Regions from separate parts of the Mus musculus genome. Here region 2 is linked to region 1. A link is a loop called in an ENCODE intact Hi-C map of the cell type or tissue named here. Cell type or tissue: left cerebral cortex. All regions are shown on one strand. Each heading gives the region's core, and the rest is flanking DNA. Links, peaks and the distances in the headings are about the cores only.

What was found. Hi-C counts contacts between places; a loop is a spot of excess contacts. Peaks named below come from ENCODE experiments on the same cell type or tissue, not always from the same donor. Only the 100,000 strongest peaks of a DNase experiment are listed, where the experiment ranks them.
Region 2: it touches region 1 in a loop (7-fold over the local background); 2 of 42 quality-filtered maps call a loop at or near these places.

The regions. Positions count from the first base shown.
Region 1 is chr4:57,555,656-57,565,256 of GRCm38, reverse strand. It overlaps a transcript of Pakap not described here. Among named protein-coding and RNA genes, the nearest start is that of Pakap, 7.4 kb to the left of the region's middle. In left cerebral cortex, for the core only: no CTCF peak of the experiment used is centred there; DNase peaks (open chromatin) are centred at 3,969, 6,601 and 7,952; H3K27ac peaks cover 239 bases.
Region 2 is chr4:57,429,050-57,438,650 of GRCm38, reverse strand. It overlaps a transcript of Pakap not described here. Among named protein-coding and RNA genes, the nearest start is that of 1700042G15Rik, 70 kb to the right of the region's middle. In left cerebral cortex, for the core only: no CTCF peak of the experiment used is centred there; DNase peaks (open chromatin) are centred at 3,519, 4,063, 4,243, 4,596 and 1 more place; H3K4me3 peaks cover 2,130 bases; H3K27ac peaks cover 1,898 bases.

The sequences.
Region 1 (9,601 bases), core at 897-8,896:
GCTTGTAACTAAAGACCCCTGGTGAAACAGAAGATATGTTAACTGAATGGCTGAGGTTCAGCCAACAAGCAGAAGGAGAATATTTTCTCTCCTCGCACTGTTCCCTTCCTGTCTAAATTCTAGCATTTGGAAACCACTGAACCCATCATAAACACAGACATTTATAACCCAAATTATGTCTATTTTCTAAGACAGGGTCTCATGGAGCCCAGTCTAGGCTCAAATTCACTATGTAGCTGTGGCTGGCCTTGAATTACACACCCTTCAGCTTCCTTCTCTCTGCTGCTAAGATTCCAGGCACACACCAGCATGCCTGGAGCATGGGATCTTAGGGTTCCAACACTGTGAATGCTAGGCAAACACTCCACCAAGTAAGCTGCATCCCAATATACATTCACGGCGTAGCTAGTCAATACTAGGTATTAAGTGATGGTGTGACATTACAGAGGTTTGACAGTCCAGTGCCATAGCTATATTAGCTACTATTTTTCTTCCAAAAATTTAATATTTGGTATTATACATTATAGTGGTGCATAATCTGTGTCACAAATCAGTAGCTCTTGTGGGGATATTAACTTGTGCTGCACAGCACGATCCAGGTGGTAGGATGGTTTCTTTGATAGATGTGGCACGGTAAAGCATCACACAGACTGAATACAGAATGTTAGATATGCAAAATAAATGTTTTGCTGCTGATAGAAGTTTCAGGAGTCTATTTTAGGACAGGAGTCTTTTGGGGACTGCAAATGAGCACAGACTATTTTCCCTGTGGGGAAAACAGGAGCTTGGTAAGCCAAGAGAGAAATGACTTTCCAAAGCCCATCCTTTCAGAAAAAGTCAATGTCCTTTGAGGAGTAGCTAGGAGTGTTGAAATTTATTAGCAACTTGAAGGATTCCTTACACGAAGGTGATTCAAAGGGCACACCAGCATCTCCTGAAACATTTGCCTTGACTCTCTTCTGAATGAGCTCATTTAAGAATATATATGGTCATTGAAAGCATATGTAATATGTAGGATGAAGATATGGAAGGGGAAGGGAATATGAGAGCAGAAAGGATAACGGGGTGTGTGCACAATGAAAGTGCACTATACAAACACAAAGACATGTCATCATCACGCCTCTTCATATAATTAGCATATATTACTTTTTAAAGTACACAATGGCCACACAGCATCCAAAGGAGGTAAACCGCCCTTGGTACCCATTGGCGCCTATGGTTACCAGCACGTTGATGGGCCTTCAAGTATGTGCTGGTTTTTCTCTGTGAATTCAAATGATAGAAACACGTAGGAAGTCCCCGCAGAGCAAGAAGACAGAGTAAGGTTAAAGTACAGAATGCCAGAGTGTGAGAGGAAGTCGGCTGGAGCTACTTAGGTACAACTAGAGACCAAGGTCTCTGCGCAGCAAACAGGGTGGCATAAAGACAGTAAGCAGGAATTAGTGTTGGATGTTTAAGAATCATTCACATGTACTTTAAACGCCAATGTATTTGCAGACAATACTAAACTATTTGTAAGTTGGCTCAGAATAGTCTTGTTAATAAAAGCTTTGGAAAGTGGAATTTGGAAGTAGGAGGTGGGCATGACACATAATAGACATGAGTTGTAAAGACAAGTTGGAACCCTGGGCATCTCATAAGGATGCAGTGAGGATGAGAATAACAGATGTCAAGGACTTGTATGGACCACTGCTGGTGCTCCAGATGTGGTGGGTCGTAAGGACTCAGCGTAATTATTGCTATAGTCAAAGGCCCAGAGATCAGATTGATTCAATGACTTGGTTTTATCCCAAACATCATTTTAATGCATTTTTAAATTAAAAGATTCTTTTTTATTTCATTTTATGTATATGAGATTTTGTATGCATGCATGCCCATGTGCCACAGGAGTGTGTGTATCTTCAGAAACTAGAAAAAGACATCAGAATCTCTGAAACTGAATGGTAGTGAGTTATCACATGAGTGTTGAGAACCAAATGCAGGTCCTCAGAAAAAGTTGAAAGTGCTCTTAACCAATAAGCCATCTTTCCAGCTCCAGAAATTTCTTTACGGGGTTCTCCTTCTAATGACTAATATATGCCTATCATATCATCATCTTTGGGGATCAGTTAATTTAATAAATCTATATAAGAAGATACTTTAATTTTTTTTCCTGCCTCCACCTTCTGAATGTGGATACAAGTGTGTGGTACTGTCCCTCTTTTTACATGGTGCTGATGACTGATCCCAGGGTTTAAGCATATTAAGCGAGCATCCTTCTAACTGAGTTACATCACCAGCCCTGGAAAAGAGTTCTTAAGTGGTGATAGACTAAGTCCTAGGAGAAAATAATCATTTCTAGCTATTTGGGAAAAGGGCCCAACTCTATGCCGTAAAAGTGCTCATCCGTAGTGCTGATTCCAGGTTTAAGGGTGAATTAGTTACAAACTAGAAAGATCTCTGGAAAGGTCAGGTCTGCCCTAGCCTGGTGATCTGATGCCACTAGACACAGTTGGGTCACTGGCTTCACAGAGAGCTTAGAAGCCAGTCCAGTTGGTCCTAGCACAATGCCCATGATGTGCCCTGTCAGCATGGAATCCCTTTTTGTAGCTTGGTCATTGACACTTTCATTATCATCCATGATTCCATAATGCCCCATGCATTCTACAAGTCAGCACTGCTGACCAGGGGAGAGATTTCCTGCAGGCTTGGCAGTGGGGAGATGGTGGCCTGCCACTGCAGTTCTGTCTGATCCAATGGCTGGGAAACCAAGAGTGAAGCTGGGAATAGCCTAAGCTCTGCACCCACCACCACCAGAGCCTGTCTCCTCTTGGTGCCCATTTCATTCAGAGGAGTCAATCAGACAGTCTCCAAAGTCACTCCTAACTGATGCATAACCACAGCCTCCTGGACAAGTTATCTTTCCCTAGAGCAGTCTGGAGTAGAAAGACATGAGGCAGACCCTCATGCTAACTGCCACTGAGTATGACCACATACCAGCCACTTCCCTGATCTAGACATCAGGGATGGGTTCTTCATTTGTAGACTGGGAATAGGGCTAGCCTGTTCCCTACCTGCTTCTTGCTAGCACTGTAGGATAAAGGACTAGAATGAAAGATTAAGATTTCAAAGTCAGTGGCCTAGTTAGCTTTCTATGCTGTGATAAAATATCATGACCCAAAGGAGCTTGGGGGACAAAGGGGTTTATTTCATCACAAACTTCCAGGTCATGGCTCATCATGAAGGGAAGTTGGGGCAGGAACTCAAGCAGGGCAGTACTGGAGACAGGAATGGAGGGAAAGATTGTGGGTAAATGCTGGTTACTGGCTGGGCTCCCATAGCTTGCTCTTCTTGCTTTCTTATACTACCCAGGGCCTTTTACCCAGGTGTGGGTCTGCCTCCATCTGACTGGACCCTCCCTTATCAATCATTAGCCCAAAAAGTGCCCCCCATAGACTTGCTTACAGGCAATCTGATGGAGGCATGTTTTATTTTCAGTTGAAGTTCCCTTTTCCCAAATGACTCTAGCTTGTGTTAAATTGAGAAAAGTGCTAACCAGCACAGTTAGTGACTTGGGGATATGACAACTACTGGGGGCATGTACATGCAATTGCCTAGGCTCGATCTGGTAGGATAAAAACCTATGCCTTTATATAAGACAAAACGGTGCTTTGAGCTCGGGATAGATCTCTGAGCTCTGAAGAACTGAACCAGGAAAGGGAAATTATCATGGGTACCTGGGGCTTTCTTTGACTCCTAGATGACCCCTAAGTCATAAGTAACTAAAGACAAATAGCCCTACCTCCTGGTCTCCACATTCAGTTAGCTTAAGGGAAGGCAGAAAAGGCTATAGTGGCTTGAGGATGCGATTGGAGAAACAGAAAGGCAGGGAAAGAAACAGAAAATCTTGACTGTTTTGGGCCCGTTGTGTGTGTGCCAAGCCTATATTTGAATGCTATTTGGCATGCGCTTGCTCCCACGTGTTCTTCTTTCTGCATTCATTCAAGGGCTAAATTTATCCCACTAGAGGGAAGGCATACTTGAGGAGGTGGGGAGAAAAAGTTGTAGACACAAAGGCGGCTGCTTGTTGGGGAGCCAGAAGCACCAGGGAGCTCCCTGGAAAAAAGGCAGGGAGCCAGCACTCTGAGGGAACCTTCCCCACACCCTGAGCACAGGTCCCAAGCCAACCTGACAACGGAAGGCATCTGTGCTCATCCCTTCTACAAGAGGTATGAGAAGGAATCAGACTCCAGGTCTGGAGAAAGCAATTCCCAGACTCCCGTGAGTTCCCAAGTCTGACCCAGCCCTTCAGGAAATGGAGAGTCTGCAGCTCTCCAGGCCTCTACTGGGACAGCAGCATCTGCCCCCAAGGTTGCTGATGAAGAGCTGATCTCTCTCTCTCTCTCTCTCTCTCTCTCTCTCTCTCTCCCCCCCCCCCCGGAAGTACCACTGCAGTTGTTTGAGGAGCAGCTTGGTAGGATGGGTGCACAGAAGGACAATGCTGCATCCTGCTGTGAGGGTAGAATAGAAAGTTGTGCAGCCATTACTGGGTAGAAGATAGCTGAGCCATGTTGGAGCTGGGGAGCCTCCTGTGGTTGTTTTGTGATTTCCCTTCTTTGCATCCTGTTCCCCACTTTGCTCTCTTAATTCCTTACCCCTCACTCTCCCCAAAGCCATCTTCTGCTATAACATCTTTGCAAATGGGCAGGACAAGTTACTGCAACAGGTAGCTTTCCCTGTGACCAGAGTGCTCTCTGATGGGACGTCAGCCTTTCCCATAGAACAGGTAGCGGCTTTCTGTCTGAACTCTGCCTCCATATTTTGTGAGACATCCTACTCTTTGTTAAGATAAGTGAGGGCAGGGTCTCCAAGACTCCCCTTTGTTTTAACCTCAACTAAGCCACCAAAGCCTCTTGCCAGAGTTTCCCCCCATATTTGGTCTGCTGTACCCTCTCCTCCTCCCCAGAGAACTTGACACCTTCTTCATCTGTTTGTAGCACTCCAAATTTGGTGCTTTCTCATACCATGAGCTATGCCTGGAATGTAGCCTCCCCCTCCTTCTTCTAACTTCCCAAGTCTCCTCTTGTTAACTTCACAGAGTTCCCGAAATCCCGCCCACTCAGGGTATGTCTGTCTGTCCCGTGGGGAAGAAGTGGTTATCCTGCCTAATTCCTAACATAATATGCCACTGGCAAACTCATGGCTCCACTTCTCATTCCTTCTTAACTCCAAAAACCATAAAGTCACAGCTTTGAGGGAGATCTTGTCAGGATCTTGTCCACAAGCCACCGAGATGGTTGTTCGTAAGTAAGAAAGCTACTTAAGCTAGGAGGAGCCATAGATTAGTCAAACAGAGAGAGAGAGAGAGAGAGAGAGAGAGAGAGGAAGAAGAGAAGAGAAGAGAAGAGAAGAGAAGAGAAGAGAAGAGAAGAGAAGAGAAGAGAAGAGAAGAGAAGAGAAGAGAAAGAGAAAGAGAAGAGAAAGAAAGAGAAAGAGAGAGAGAAGTGTGTGTGGGTTTGCATGCCACAAAATGTATGTGGAGCTCAGAGGACAACTCAGCAGAAACAGTCTTGTCCTCTCATGTCACTGAGTTCTAGAACTAAATCTAGGCTGTAAGCCTTGCATGATCGAGAGTCAAGTGTCTACCCACTGAGTCATCTCACATGCCCCTCTCTCTCTCTCTCTCTCTCTCTCTCTCTCTCCCTCCCTCCCTCCTTCCCTCCCTCCCTCCTGCCTTTCTCTGTGTGTTTTCTCCTCTCTTTTGATTAAAAATTTTTCTTTTAACTCTCCATCTAAAAGAGTGCCTCTAAGCTTTAAGGCAGGAATGGGTAGGGTGGGAATCACGAGCTCCTTTTTCAGATGCAGGCAGCACTTCAAGCATAATTTCTAGAGTTTCAGGAACTCTTGGAGTCCTTTGAGTCCTTCTAGAAGACCCATAGACTTCTCATTTAAGAAGGTAACAAACAAAAATTTCTTCTCCAGAACTTAGAATATTAGAGGACAAGGATGGTGATGGTGTCACTAAGAACCTGGATGCTCGCCTTGGTCAATCATTCAGAACACGGAGAGCCACGCATTGTCTGTGCTCTAAGTGGATCCTTGCCCCCCCAGTGACAGCCTCTGGCAGAGAAAGACAAGATGGGGGGGGGGGCAGCAAATTCTCTCCCTAGGAAGGCTTCCACCTCCCAACCAAAGCCTCCTAATACCCAATGTCCACCCAGCCTTGGATCCTCCAGCCTTGAGTTCTCCACAGCTTCTCAAAGCAAGGAAAACTTCTCTCTCTCTTTCTCTTACCTCCTAAGATTAGCCTGGAACTGTTTTCTGTTTTAAGTGGAAACAGAAATAAAACAAAAATCGAGCTCATTTAAATAAACCCAGGGCGGCCTTGACACAGTAATCATATGGTTTGTCCATATCTCTCTCAAGCAGTGTTAGGTTCTGCTTCATTAAGCACCATTACAAAGAGCTTCCAACACTCAAGATCCCCTTTCCAAAGGCCTGCCCAGCTTTCTTCCCCCAAATGCTGTTGGGGAAAGCTCCAGTTGAGAACTTCCAGCCAAAATTCAAAGCTTGATTCAAAACCATTGGGCTCTCAAAACCTTGGGCTTCCAAGGAAAACAGTCTGTCACTGAATTAAAGGCGCTGTTAGCTTGGTTCAAGCCAAAACAAAGGCAGCATTAATAAGGGGACAGCAGCCTTCCAAGGTGGTGACCCAATGAGGCAAGCGACAATAGGTATCTGGTTTCAAAACCCCAGCCCTCACCAACCTCAGAGCAGCAGAGATTTCACACTTACCCCCTGAGCAAAGAAAAACCCAACACTTGATAGTCTCATTATTGACAAAACAAGCAGCAGCCCTGGCCTATAAAGCCAGTTATTGGATAAGAATGCGACCATGGGAGGAGCTGGACCGAGAAGGGCATACTCTCTTGTACTTTAAGGAGAGCCAAACTGGTGTTTTTATGAGTTATAATAAGACAGAGGGACAAATTGACTCAAATTAAAATCTGAGTTGGTAAATATTTTTTTTAAATGAAGTAAAAGTTTGAACTGAAGATCGGTTAAAATTTTTTTGCATTGAAGTAATTTTTTTTTCAATTTCATATGCACATGGCACTATGTCCCTGAGTCCACTGTAAGTGTTCAGCGAGTGTTAACTAATGTCACCTTCAGAATATCTCTAGGAATACAATGCTGTTTTTACTTATCCCCATTTTCTGAAAGAGGAGATTGAGGCACAGAGAAGCTGTGGTTGCCCAGCTTCTAAGAGGCATTTGTTATCATATCAGATGCTGCACTTGTCGGAAGGATATGCCTTTGTGAGACTAGATGTTGGAAGCATGTAGCTTCCTTCCTTTTGAAGTACTCCATCATTTCCCTGGAATAGATCTCAAACAGCAGTGAACTGAGTGAACTGAGTCAACCTCTTCCTTTGTTTCCCTCAGTCCTCTCTTCTTCCCCCATCTCTCCCTCCTCTCCACCATCCCTCTTCCCATCTTCGCATGCATATTGGGCCTGTTTGTTCATTCGTTCTTTCTGGGTGTATGCATGTATGTATGTATGTGTTTATAATATGTATTTAGATTTATTTACTTATTTCATGTATATGAGTACACTGTAGCTGTCTTCAGACATACCAGAAGCATGTATTGGATTCCATTACAGATGATTGTGAGCCACCATGTGATTGCTGAGAATTGAACTCAGGACCTCTGGAAGAGCAGTCAGTGCTCTTAACCACTGAGCCATCTCTCCAGCCCCTGGCCTATATGTATATGAGATATTATTATTTTTTGCACTTACACCCAGGGAAAGGAGGCAGTGGCCCAAAGCAGAGAGATATCACAATAATATGGTGACTATTATCTTCAAAGACTTTCTGAAGAAAACTATGCACAGGAAAGGGAGGGAGTGTAGTGGGTGCCAGTTTAGGTGTGGGAGGAAGACTTGGCTAGAAGGAGAATGAAGTCATGCAAACACAAAGTGGGGGCAGTGTTCAGGCTGAGGGACCAATGACTAGGCAGCCTTTGAGATGTGACTATGCTCTGGATATTGGGCAGGCAGCAAAGATATCATCATGGCAGAAAACGGCAAGAATGTGGGGCAGGAAGCCATTGGACGGCTGAGCCAAATCCAGACCTTCTGAGGGGTGGAACCCTGTAGGGAGTGAAGCTCTACCTGGCTGCCAGAAGGGAAGCAAGAATGAACAGGGGAATCTGACAAAGGCTCCAAAAGAGATCGTTGGAGCTGTGTGTCCCAGTGGTCAAAACAATGTCAGCCTGTGGAGCGTCTGTCATCTATAGCAAAAGGAACTCCTAGGAAGTGTGCGGCACTAGGGTGGAAAGGGCCAAATGTGTTCTGATAGAATTAGTGCCCAGAAGCTCCAGAAAAACCACACTTTTGCCTAAAGGAAGAAAGGCACTGCAGGGCATTAGAGCCCAAAGTCCCCAGGGGAGGATACAGGAGACATAGGAGAAAGAACAGGGACTCTAGGAGTTCAAGCAACAGCCTGAATTCGTAAAGAGAAGTGACTTTGAGATGTGACCGTGTAACCCTGGAAACAGTATCCTTTCTCTCAGGCTCATTCCCTTCTTTAGAAAAGGAAGGCAATAGTGTTTAACATGGTGTTTCAGAGGTTCTAGGATAACCACAATGACTGAAAGCAACCTGGAGAGGAAAGGGCTTACTTCAGCTCACAATGTAGTTCCAACCGTGAAGGGAAGGCTCAGCAGGAACCACAGCTGAGGCCAGAGAGAAATGTTTCTTCCTGGCTTGCTTCCCTGTTTGCTTTCTTATACCACCTGCTTAGGGGTGTCTCTGCCCCAGTGCTCTGACCCCTTCCTCACCAATAGTTAATCACGTGCATCACACTCTTGCCTACAGACCAATGCAATGGAGGTGTTGTCTTAACTGAGGCATCTCTTCCTAGATGACCCAAGCTTGTGTTAAGCTGACAAAATCTTAGCTAGCACACATGGATGGTAAGCCTGTGTTACAAGCCTATGCCTGCCGTGTCCCAGTGCCCTCATAAAAGCTTGGAAAGCTTGTTAGCAGCATGCTTACAGAAGGACCAGAGAGACTGCTCAGCAGGGCCAGAAGTGTGTGAGCTGCATAAATACTGTACACACACGCACACACACACATACACACCACTACCATCACTGAGAGAGAGAGGATGAGAGAGAATGAAGATAGATAGATAGATAGATAGATAGATAGATAGATAGATAGATAGATAACTGTAATTAAAAAAAAAAAGAGTGGCTCAGAGTATTGGTGCCAAAAACCTCTGGGTTCAATACCAGCACCGTATTTGTAGAACAGGTAACTTGCCTCTCTGTTCCCACTGCCATCCTCAGTAAATGGACAATAGTAGTAATTTCTGTCCCATGGGGTCCATGAGGTCTATGTTGTTTTTCATTTTTCTAGTAATGAGGAGAAAGGTGAGATTATGTACTGATTCAAAAAGAAAGAGAGAGAGAGAAAGAAAGAGAAAGATGAAGAGAAGAGAAGAGAAGAGAAGAGAAGAGAAGAGAAGAGAAGAGAAGAGAAGAGAGAGAAGAGAAGTTAATATTGACTCTAGCGCTGGGATTTTAACATTGTAAAGTGAAAACCCAAGACA
Region 2 (9,601 bases), core at 535-8,534, 130 kb after region 1:
CAAAGCTTCAAGAGCGGCATCAAATTAGTAAGCATGAATACTGCAGAGCGCTCTCCCAGCCACATCCAGCTCACACTCAAGCCACGGAGAACCACAACCAGGGAACTGCCACCCCTGACACGTAACACACTGCACCCAAGTGCTGGCACTGCACAGACCCCGCCATCTCTGTCTCTGGCTTACAGTAGTGGAGCTTCTGGAATCTAAATACCCAGGGAAGAATATTACAGTCAGGAAAAATTTAAACTCAGTGATTGGGTGCCCTCTTTGCTTAGGTTCTATGGAGCTTTTTCTTATCTAAATTAAGAAGCTATTATTTGGCCAAAACCAATAACACTCATGAATAAATGAGTAGGTCCTTCTGCTCCCATATAGTTTAATTTAGTTGACAACCTTAGCTTATTGAAGACTATCAAATAAATTGATTGTCCCCTTCGCTGGGGAAGACACTTATAGCTCCCAGGTAGTTGGTTGGTTGTGACTGTTTCTAAGTCACCTGTTTTAAATACCTCAAGAAGAAAAAAGGTTTAGGGGTTTTATGTCATTTCTAGAATTGACGTTTTATCGTTGTCTTCAGCAACCCTGGGAAACACTCAGGATGAAATCTGAAACCTCATGAAGCATCTAATGCTTACTTTTTCCCTGAAGGGTTGGGTGTGAAATGCCCCCTACAGGCTCATGTGTTTGGACACGTGATGACCAGGTGGTGATGCTGTGTTATGGAAAGGTTATGGAACTTTTAGGAGGAGCCTAGGTGGGGCAGGCTTTGAGCAGGGCAGCCTGGCCCAACCTGCTATTCTCATTCCTCTGCTGGGCAGCAGATACAATGTGACAGGTTGCCTTCATGCCTTCGTTGCCATGATAGAAGATATCCACTGCCGAAACTATACCCCAACCTACATCCTTTATCACCTAAGTCATTTTGGACAGAATATTTTTATCACAGTAGAAGAGAAACCATCAACTGAGTGCATGCGTGTGTGCACACACGTGCACACATACACCATACAAACCCTTACATAACCCACACTCACACACACTCATACACACGGATGTCAACACGTGCTCACACCACTCACACACACTTACATAAACACACACTCACACGATTCTTCAGCCTTATCCCTGGACCATCTTCTGCTCATTCTTTAAAGCTCCAGACACACCACCCTTCCTTCAGTTCTTCCAACATAGCCAGATAACTCCTGCCTCAGGGCCTTAGCACATGCTGCTTTCATGGCTCTCTCTTCCCTCCACGCCTCACTCAGCCAACTCTACTCCTCCTTTAGCTCTCGAGTTAAATATCCATTTCTCAAGGCAGCTTGGTAGCTTCCCTGGCTAGCCCATCCAACCCCCACGCTCTTCCCATCAGTTCCTCTGCATCCTTTTTTTTCTCACAGCATGTGTTAAACCTTGCATCATATAGCCCCTCTGCTTACTGGTCTCGCATCCACCCTTTCATGACTTTGAACTTTATGCCATGAGAATCATGACTGTTTTATCGTCCATTGATAATCTCAACAAATACCCTTGATGAAATGAAGAAGCTAATCCAGATGTGTTCCTTCTTCACATTGATTTTTCACAAATCTAAGCTGGTCACAGTAAGTGAAGGGGACTGGGACTGTCTGACTCATATCAGAGCAGCCTGGCTGCCTGGGATGAGCTGAGGGATGAGACTGGCACCGCCCAAGTGCCAGGCTTGATGTTTGAGAAAATTTGTTAGACCCAGAAAAATGTAGTATCGTGCAGGAAAGAAAGGAATGGAACGCTACTCACGTTCAGGAAGTGAGGAGAGTATGGTAGACAGACAGCTGGAAATTAGTTAGGTTTGAGGGAAGGTAAGAAGGACTTCCAAATGTCATGTGGGGTGAAAAAGCCAAGGTCAGGCTGACCAGGGTCTATAGAGAGAGGAAGGTATGAAGGAGGCACACCTGGTACCAACCATAGCTAAGACCAGGAGAAAAGAGTGGGGAGTCCTGCAGAGTCTGAGCCACAGTTATAGAGACCAGATGCTAGTCTAGGATAGACGCATTATCATAGACACTGTTCCTCACCCACACAACAAAAACAGGCTGCCATGGACCCAACACTATGAGACAACTGGGCCAGCATTCAATCCCTGGTAAAGAGCCGTATCCATAGTGAAGAATGTGACCAATGGGGAAGAAGCATTCCAGAGGCCAAGCTGCCCAGTTTCTGTACTGAATAGCAGGAGCTTGCCCCAATACTCACTTCTACAATGTCGTCATGGGAACTGCAGTAGGCAGCTGCCCTTAGGACATTGTGTTTCTCTATAAACTATCTGTGGTCTGCAGAGCTAACATAGCAGGTAAAGGCATGTGCTGCCGAGCCTAATGACCCAGGATCCACACAGCAGAGGGAGAGAACCAACTCTCACAGGCTGCCCTCTGACCTCCATGCCTATGTGTTATGGAACACACAACACACAAACACACACACACACAATAAATAAATAAATATTTTAAATTATGGAAATTGTTTAAAAACTGGCTTTCTGCCAACCTGAGACCCTGAAAACTGCCAACAGAGAAATCTGGAGACTACAGCAATAATAATAAACAATAGATACTACTTACAGACACTAAGTGAGACTTACTAAGCATGCTTTGTCCTGGGTCTGTTCTAAGATGTGTATATATGTATTAGCACATGTGTGCATATATGTATATGTATAAAAATTGATTAATATTTACTAAACAAACAAAAAAAACCCTGCACAAAACAGCTGCTCTTATTATTTCGTTTTCCAGGTGGGAAAGTGAAACCTGAGAGACTGCCATTATTCAGCAATGTGTCAAAGGACTCAGTCCCAGACAACGCGACTCTGGAGGCCCGCTCTTAACCTCTAACTCCTCTATTTGTCCTCATGATTTACAAAGCCCTTCAAAGGAGAGGCAAACAGTATCCAGTCCCCTCAGTAACACTAACTAATAAGGAATATCTTTCCTGTTGTGCAGTTGGGGAAACTGAGGCTTATGGCCATTAAAACACTGGTGAAGGAAATCAACAAATGCTGTTGCCGGCCAAGCACTATTTTCTACAAGCCCAGCTCACTCCTAACTTCCCACACCACCTCTCATTCCTCCTTCCTGCAGGTTGAGGATTAGATTGCATCTATACATACAACTGGCTATGCAGAAAATAAAAGCTGAATCTCGAGTTTGGGGGTCTGGCATGGAGACCCTGGTATCTTAAAACATGACATTATTTCCAACCTGAAATATTATTTCATATGGCCTCGGAGTCAGTGAGTATCCGTGGGAAGAGAGGGAGTAACTGACCATGTGAGCAAAGATGTAATTGCTGGCTTTCCTGGAGAGGCAGGCTAACGCCTGTCACACGAACCTTACTGCAGTATCAGCTTAGGAGCATGACCAGGAACTGGGAGATGCAAAGACAGAGAACCGAGCACCCTAAGTCGGGGTCCACACCGGGAGCCCTCATTGTATCTTTCTGGTTACCGCCTCTCTTGTCTCCATGCCATCTTTTCCCCACCCTCTCAAGCAAGCAATGCGGGCGATGCCCAACGTTGACATTGAACCTCAGACTGCCGCTAGGACATTTCTGTCTCATTTCTCCGATTGCCCCAAGAGCAAATCAATTATTGTGGGTCCGCTGGTGGCTTCTAGTAGCCAGTTCTGGCTCATATCTCCCACAACTCATCATCCTTGCTTACACCACATCTGCTTCGAATCCGCAGTGACACCCCCTACACATACACACACCTCTTAACTGCAGTCCAATAATGCTGACATGGTCAGAATCGGAAGTAATGGCTATTGAGGCCAACTCCCCCAAGAAAGGCAAGGTCGGGGCAAAAACCCAGAGGAGCTCAGAACAGATCTGGCTCCTTAGAAACCTGACCCACCATGTACCCCAAGGCAGTGGCACAAATCCCCGCGGCTCAGGACTGCCCGATACCCGCTTCGCAGAGGCTGCTATAGAAACATCGAGACGAACACACTGGACTGAAATTAAACACCCAGGCTGGACCGAGTTGAGCGGGGATCGGTCACCATGGCAACATGCCCAGAGAGGCAGCGAGCGACGCACGGCGCGGGGATACTCACTCCATCGCGGGGCTCCGGGCAGCCCGGCGCGCTGCTGCGGGGCTCCGGGCGCTGCTGGCCTCTGCCAGGGCCGGGGCACTCTGGCCGCGCGCTAGGTGGAGCAGCCAAGCCGTCCCCGTCCCCGCCCGCTTCCCTCCTCCCCTGGAGCACTGGCAAGAAAACGCTCAGGCTCTCGCAGCTCCCAGCCTGCGAATAAAACGGGAAGCAATTGGATAACGTTATTCGCTGGGCGCTAGACCGAGCCTCTTAAGGGGATCCTAAAGGGAGCGTGCCACCAGCTGTACGACCGGGGAGGCGGCCACCTCGCACCCTAGTCCCCCGGGCGCCTGAGGCTCCAGGTGCGCCCGCGACTCCCCTGGGACCCACGGCGGCGCCGGGCGGAGCTCCGGAAGAAGCGTGGGAGGGGGTGAGGGGCGGTGGCGACGGGTGGCACAGTCTAAGGTCGGTAGGGAAACGATGGAGTCTTCGGCAAGGTGGCAGCTGTCGCCACCTAGAAGTTGCAGGAGGCTTCTGGCCTCTGCGAAATAGCAAGCCTTGCCACCAGTGGGGCTTGTCTGAGACTGTGAAACGCCATTGTGCCAGCGCAGCCGGTATCTGCGGGAGGTACCAGAGAAACTCCAGCGGCGCTGCGGCAAGTTCATGCGGTGTTTCCACTCGGGCGACCCCACGCCCTTTCTCAGTGACACTCCATATTCTCCAATCTCCTGACTGCCAGGAAGATATTCTTCAGATGTCCCTCCCTGGTCTGTTTTCTTGAACGACGTCTGTTTTCTTGTTAGATTGGATATGATTCTCCAAGTTACCTCAGCCCCACCCTGTGGTAATAAGCTTCACACCCTTGTCACTCCCAGGCATGATTCTCTGCCCACGACAACTCGAAGAGGTATCTACTAACAGGTCCCTCACCCACTGCAATGATCAGTGAGTGGAGCAAGCTTCAGTGTCTCCACGTATTGCCTGGTCCGTCTACTAGGAGGGCTGTTGGGTGCAATCTAGGCAAAGCCATCAATCCCTGCAGTAGCTGAGCTCCAGGCTAAAAGAGAAAGACAATGCATGGAGGAGGGGAGACACCCCCCCCCCTCGCATGGCTGAAAATGTTATAAATAAATAAATAAGGTCAGAGAAATGGCTCAGTGGGTAAAGGTGCTTGCCATGTAAGCCTGAAGACCTGAGTTCTATCAAGGTGGAAGGGAAAGAAGCAATTCCATAAAATTGTCCTCTGACTTCCACATGTCCTGTCGCACCCATCCACCCACAAATACATACTCAAAACATGCACGCGCGCACACACACACACACACAAATGTTTGTTTCTTTGCTTGTTTCTCGAGACAGGGTTTCTCTGTGTAACAGCCCTGGTTGTCCTGGAACTCTCTTTGTAGACCAGGATGGCCTTGAACTCACAGAGATCCACCTACCTCTGCCGGGATCCCCAGTGCTGAGATTAAAAGCGCACCTTTAATTAAAGCCACCACCCATGCATGACTTGTTCCATTATAATTCTTTATCAGAATATGCAGTGTCTGATGATCTTAAATTTACTTGTGATGTTTGCAGAACTCTATGAATAACCCAAAATTTACTGGGGTTTTTTTGTGATTTTCTTGGTAATTTACTTGCATCTTTTAGTGATATGCACCCCCTGTAATCCCAACGCTGATTGGGTAGGCAGAGGAGGAGGAAGAACACATTTTCAATGTACAAAGTAAAGTTAAGACTTTCTCAAAGATAAACAATCAAAGCAAAGTTGAGTGCTCTACTTAGCCAGAGGCTTGAAGAAAGGATTTTCTACCTGACTGGAAAGGAGAGTGGATACAGATGGGCACTCAGCAGGAGCCAGCATCAGGTGAGGACTTCAGGCTGGAAAGGGCCCCACCCATTATCAAGATAAAGAAAACAGAGTAATTGCAATAGAGACTCCTGCCTTCCCTCTCTAGGGAGTGAGCTGGAAAGTCAGGACCAGTGGGTGTTCGTGGAGCTGTCTGTCCACATATGCTCCTGTCTCCTCAGAGCTCTTGGAGACAGGTAGGAAATCATCAAAGCCTTTAGCACTCATGCCTCTCCCGCTGCCATCCTCCCTGGATCCTTCCAGGGAGGTTTTCATACTCACCAGCTGGACCAGAAGCTCACAGATTGGTGTGACTGGTTGGCCAGAGACCAGTAAAAATCTGCCTGTCTCTTCTTTCCCAGCACTGGGATTACAAATCAGTGCCGCCATGGTACAGTTGTACCATGCTTGGTCTTCTTGTGGGACTCCTAACCGTGGGAGGAAAGGGGCTGTCTCTGACTCTGTTCCCTGTTTTGGGGACTCTTTTCCCCTTGCTAGCCCCATCCAGCCTTAATAGGAGAGGAGGTGCCTAGTCTTATTGCAACTTGATATGCCACAGCTGATGGATACTCATGGGAGGCTTGCCCTTGTCTAAGGAGAAGAAGAGGAGTGGATGGGGGAGGGGAGACGAGGGAGAGGACAGAAGAGGGGAGGGCAGAAGAGAGGAGGGCAGGGAGGGACTACCAGGAGAGGAGGAAGGTAAAACTGTGGTTGGAATGTAAAATAGATAAATAGATAAGATAGATAGATAGATAGATAGATAGATAGATAGATAGATAGATAGATAGATAGATGGATGGATGGATGGATGGATGGATGGATGGATGGATGGATGGATGGATAGATAGATAGATAGATAGATAGATAGATAGATAGATAGATAGATAGATAGATAGATAGATAGACAGATAGATTTTTAAAAGAAAGAATGAATGAAAAAAGAAGGAAAGAAAAGAAGTCATTGCTACTTGGTCAGCTTTCTTTACATGGATGCTGGAGAACGCACTTACACTTTACCAACTGAGCCATCTTCTCTGGCCCTGACCTACGCTTAAAAAGTCAGAGATCCTCAGTCCTGGGCTAACTTACCAAGTGTCTTCAAAAAGCTAGAAGACCCTGGATTCTACAAAATTCTGTTCCAAGGGGCTTCCTTACTGAAATCATTTCTTTTCAGCCTTACCAGTTCCAGTCTTCCTGTCTATGCTTCAGTCCTCACATAGGGAGAAGGAGCAAAGAAAAGCCAAGGACCTGTGGTGCCAGTCAGCTCTCAGGAAGGTTCTCAGGCTCCTCCTCCACTCAAGTCTTTGTCCACAGTGTAGTCATATGGTGTCCCAAGTAAGTTTCCAGAGAGACTGGACAAAGCAGACGTCATTCAGCACAGCCAGGAATACAGCCCAAGTTATGTGCTTGTACTCCCACGAACAGAGAAAAATGAATACTGAAAGGCAGCCATGGATCAAAGCTTGGCCCATGCCATGTCACAAGCTTTAGCATTCAGGCTTCTGGGTCCCCAGGCCCATGGCCATAGTTCATCATAAGGTTCATGCGATGATTTGTATATGCTCGGCCCAGGGAGTGGTGCTATTAGAAAGTGTAGCCCTGTTGGAGTAGTTGTGGCCTTGTTGAAGTAGGTGTGTTACTGTGGGTGTGGGCTTAAAACCCTCGCCCTAGCTGCCTAGAAGCCAGTCTTCTAGCAGCCTTCAGATGAAAATGTAGAATTCTCAGCTCCTCCAGCACCATGCCTGCCTGGATGCTGCCATACTCTCACCTTGATGATAATGGACTGAACCTCTGAACCTGTAAGCCAGCCCCCAATTAAATGCTGTTCTTATAAGAGTTGCCTTCATCATGGTGCCTGTTCAGAGCAGTAAAACCCTAAGACAGTCTCCCATGGCATATTCAGTGCAAACATCTCGGTCTTCTAGCGTGGGTTCTAAGGAGTGCTTGACGGTTTGGTCACTCAGTTCTTTCCCCTTTCTTCCTCTTCTTGTTTCTTGAAGTCAGTTTTACGGAGTGTAACTTACAGATAACAAAATTGGTCCTTGGAGTGAGTATACAGATCCCTTCACCTCCCCGCCCAAGCACAACTGCATATGTTTCTTTAAAAAAAAAAAAATCAAAAGCTTGCCGGCTATGCCGCCATTGTACTCATGGATATGGAACCATCCTCTGGGGCACAAGGTTCTTAAGTAATTCACGAGAACTGTAATTCCTTTTGGGGGTCAGGTTGCTTATATCAGCAATTTGCTGACTCCTGAGGGCTGCCCACTATCTGTGGACCCTAGACTCTTGCACCTTCTGGGGAGGATGGCGGCTGCTTACCTTTGTGTTGTTTTATTCGTATCGCCTTCTGTAGATGAAGAGACAGTAGTTTGGAGTATTAAATGCCTGGCCCTGTCTGGTGTTAGCAAGCGTAAAAACTATCACCAGACCTAACATCTTTAACCTGGTGGTCTAGAAAAAAAGGAGCCATCTGAGGGAAGTAACATAGTGGTAGTTTTCTGAAATTGTATTGCATAAGCTTTTGAATAAGAATACTAACATTGAGAACCATGTGGGATTCTGGGAGCTGCCTGGAATTCTGGGTAGCATTATGGCTTGGGAGGATGAGGAAGGGTGAGGTCCATTGCTCCGAAAAGGATTTTAGTGTTCCCTGATTCAAAGTGAACAAACGGGACATGTGACTAGCAATAGCCTCGGGCTTGCTTGGTTCGTGTTTTCCAGGTTACTAGGAATAGAAGCATGTAATTAGAAGGGGCTGGAGAGAAACAGAAAAAGTGTTACTTCAATAGCTCCAACTGGGGAGAAAAGTGTGACAATGGCCCGAAACAACACAACAACATCAGCTTGGGGGAGCTGGGCAGAGGTACACACATCAGGGCAGTGGTGTTTGGCACCTGCAGTTAGGAGTAGACAATTTTCCAGCTTTCCCCTTGCTCATTGTTCTTCATTTTGTTGAAAATGTGCTCGATGCGTATTTAACATCTTTTTTTTCCTGTAGCTATACAGATGGTTGTGAGCCTTCATGTGGTTGTTGGGAATTGAATTTTTAGGACCTCTGCTGTCTCCAGTCGGCCCTGCTCACTCAGGCCCAAAGATTTATTTATTATTATACATAAGTACATTATAGCTGACTTCAGACACACCAGAAGAGGGTATCAGATCTCATTACAGGTGGTTGTGAGCCACCATGTGGTTGCTGGGATTTGAACTCAGGACCTTTAGAAGAGCAGTCGGTGCTCTTACCCACTGAGCCATCTCACCAGCCTGCGTGTCTGGCATCCTCTCCCTCATTAGTGGTGGATAAGTGAAGCTATTGCTGTAATTTTACATATCTAGCTCAACAAGAAGGAAATAAAAGCAATCTTTCCCCTGCTGGGAAGCTCAAGGTCCCATTCCAGGACACCAACAAGCCAATAGCAAACCACAGGATGAGTCACTAGGATACAAAAGCCCGCCCGCCTCCTCACCTCCTCACCTTTACCGGATTCCACTTGTGCTCTTCAACAAGTGTCACTTATGGAGATTTCTAATGTTTGTGTTTGGTGACATTCTCTGCTTGACGTGTTTAGACTTCTATGTAAGTAATGTCACTGTCAGCTCCATGCAGGAAAGAAACATTTCTCATGGAAGAGATCTTTCTTCATCTAGAACTGTGCAGTTGGGATGTGTAATTAAA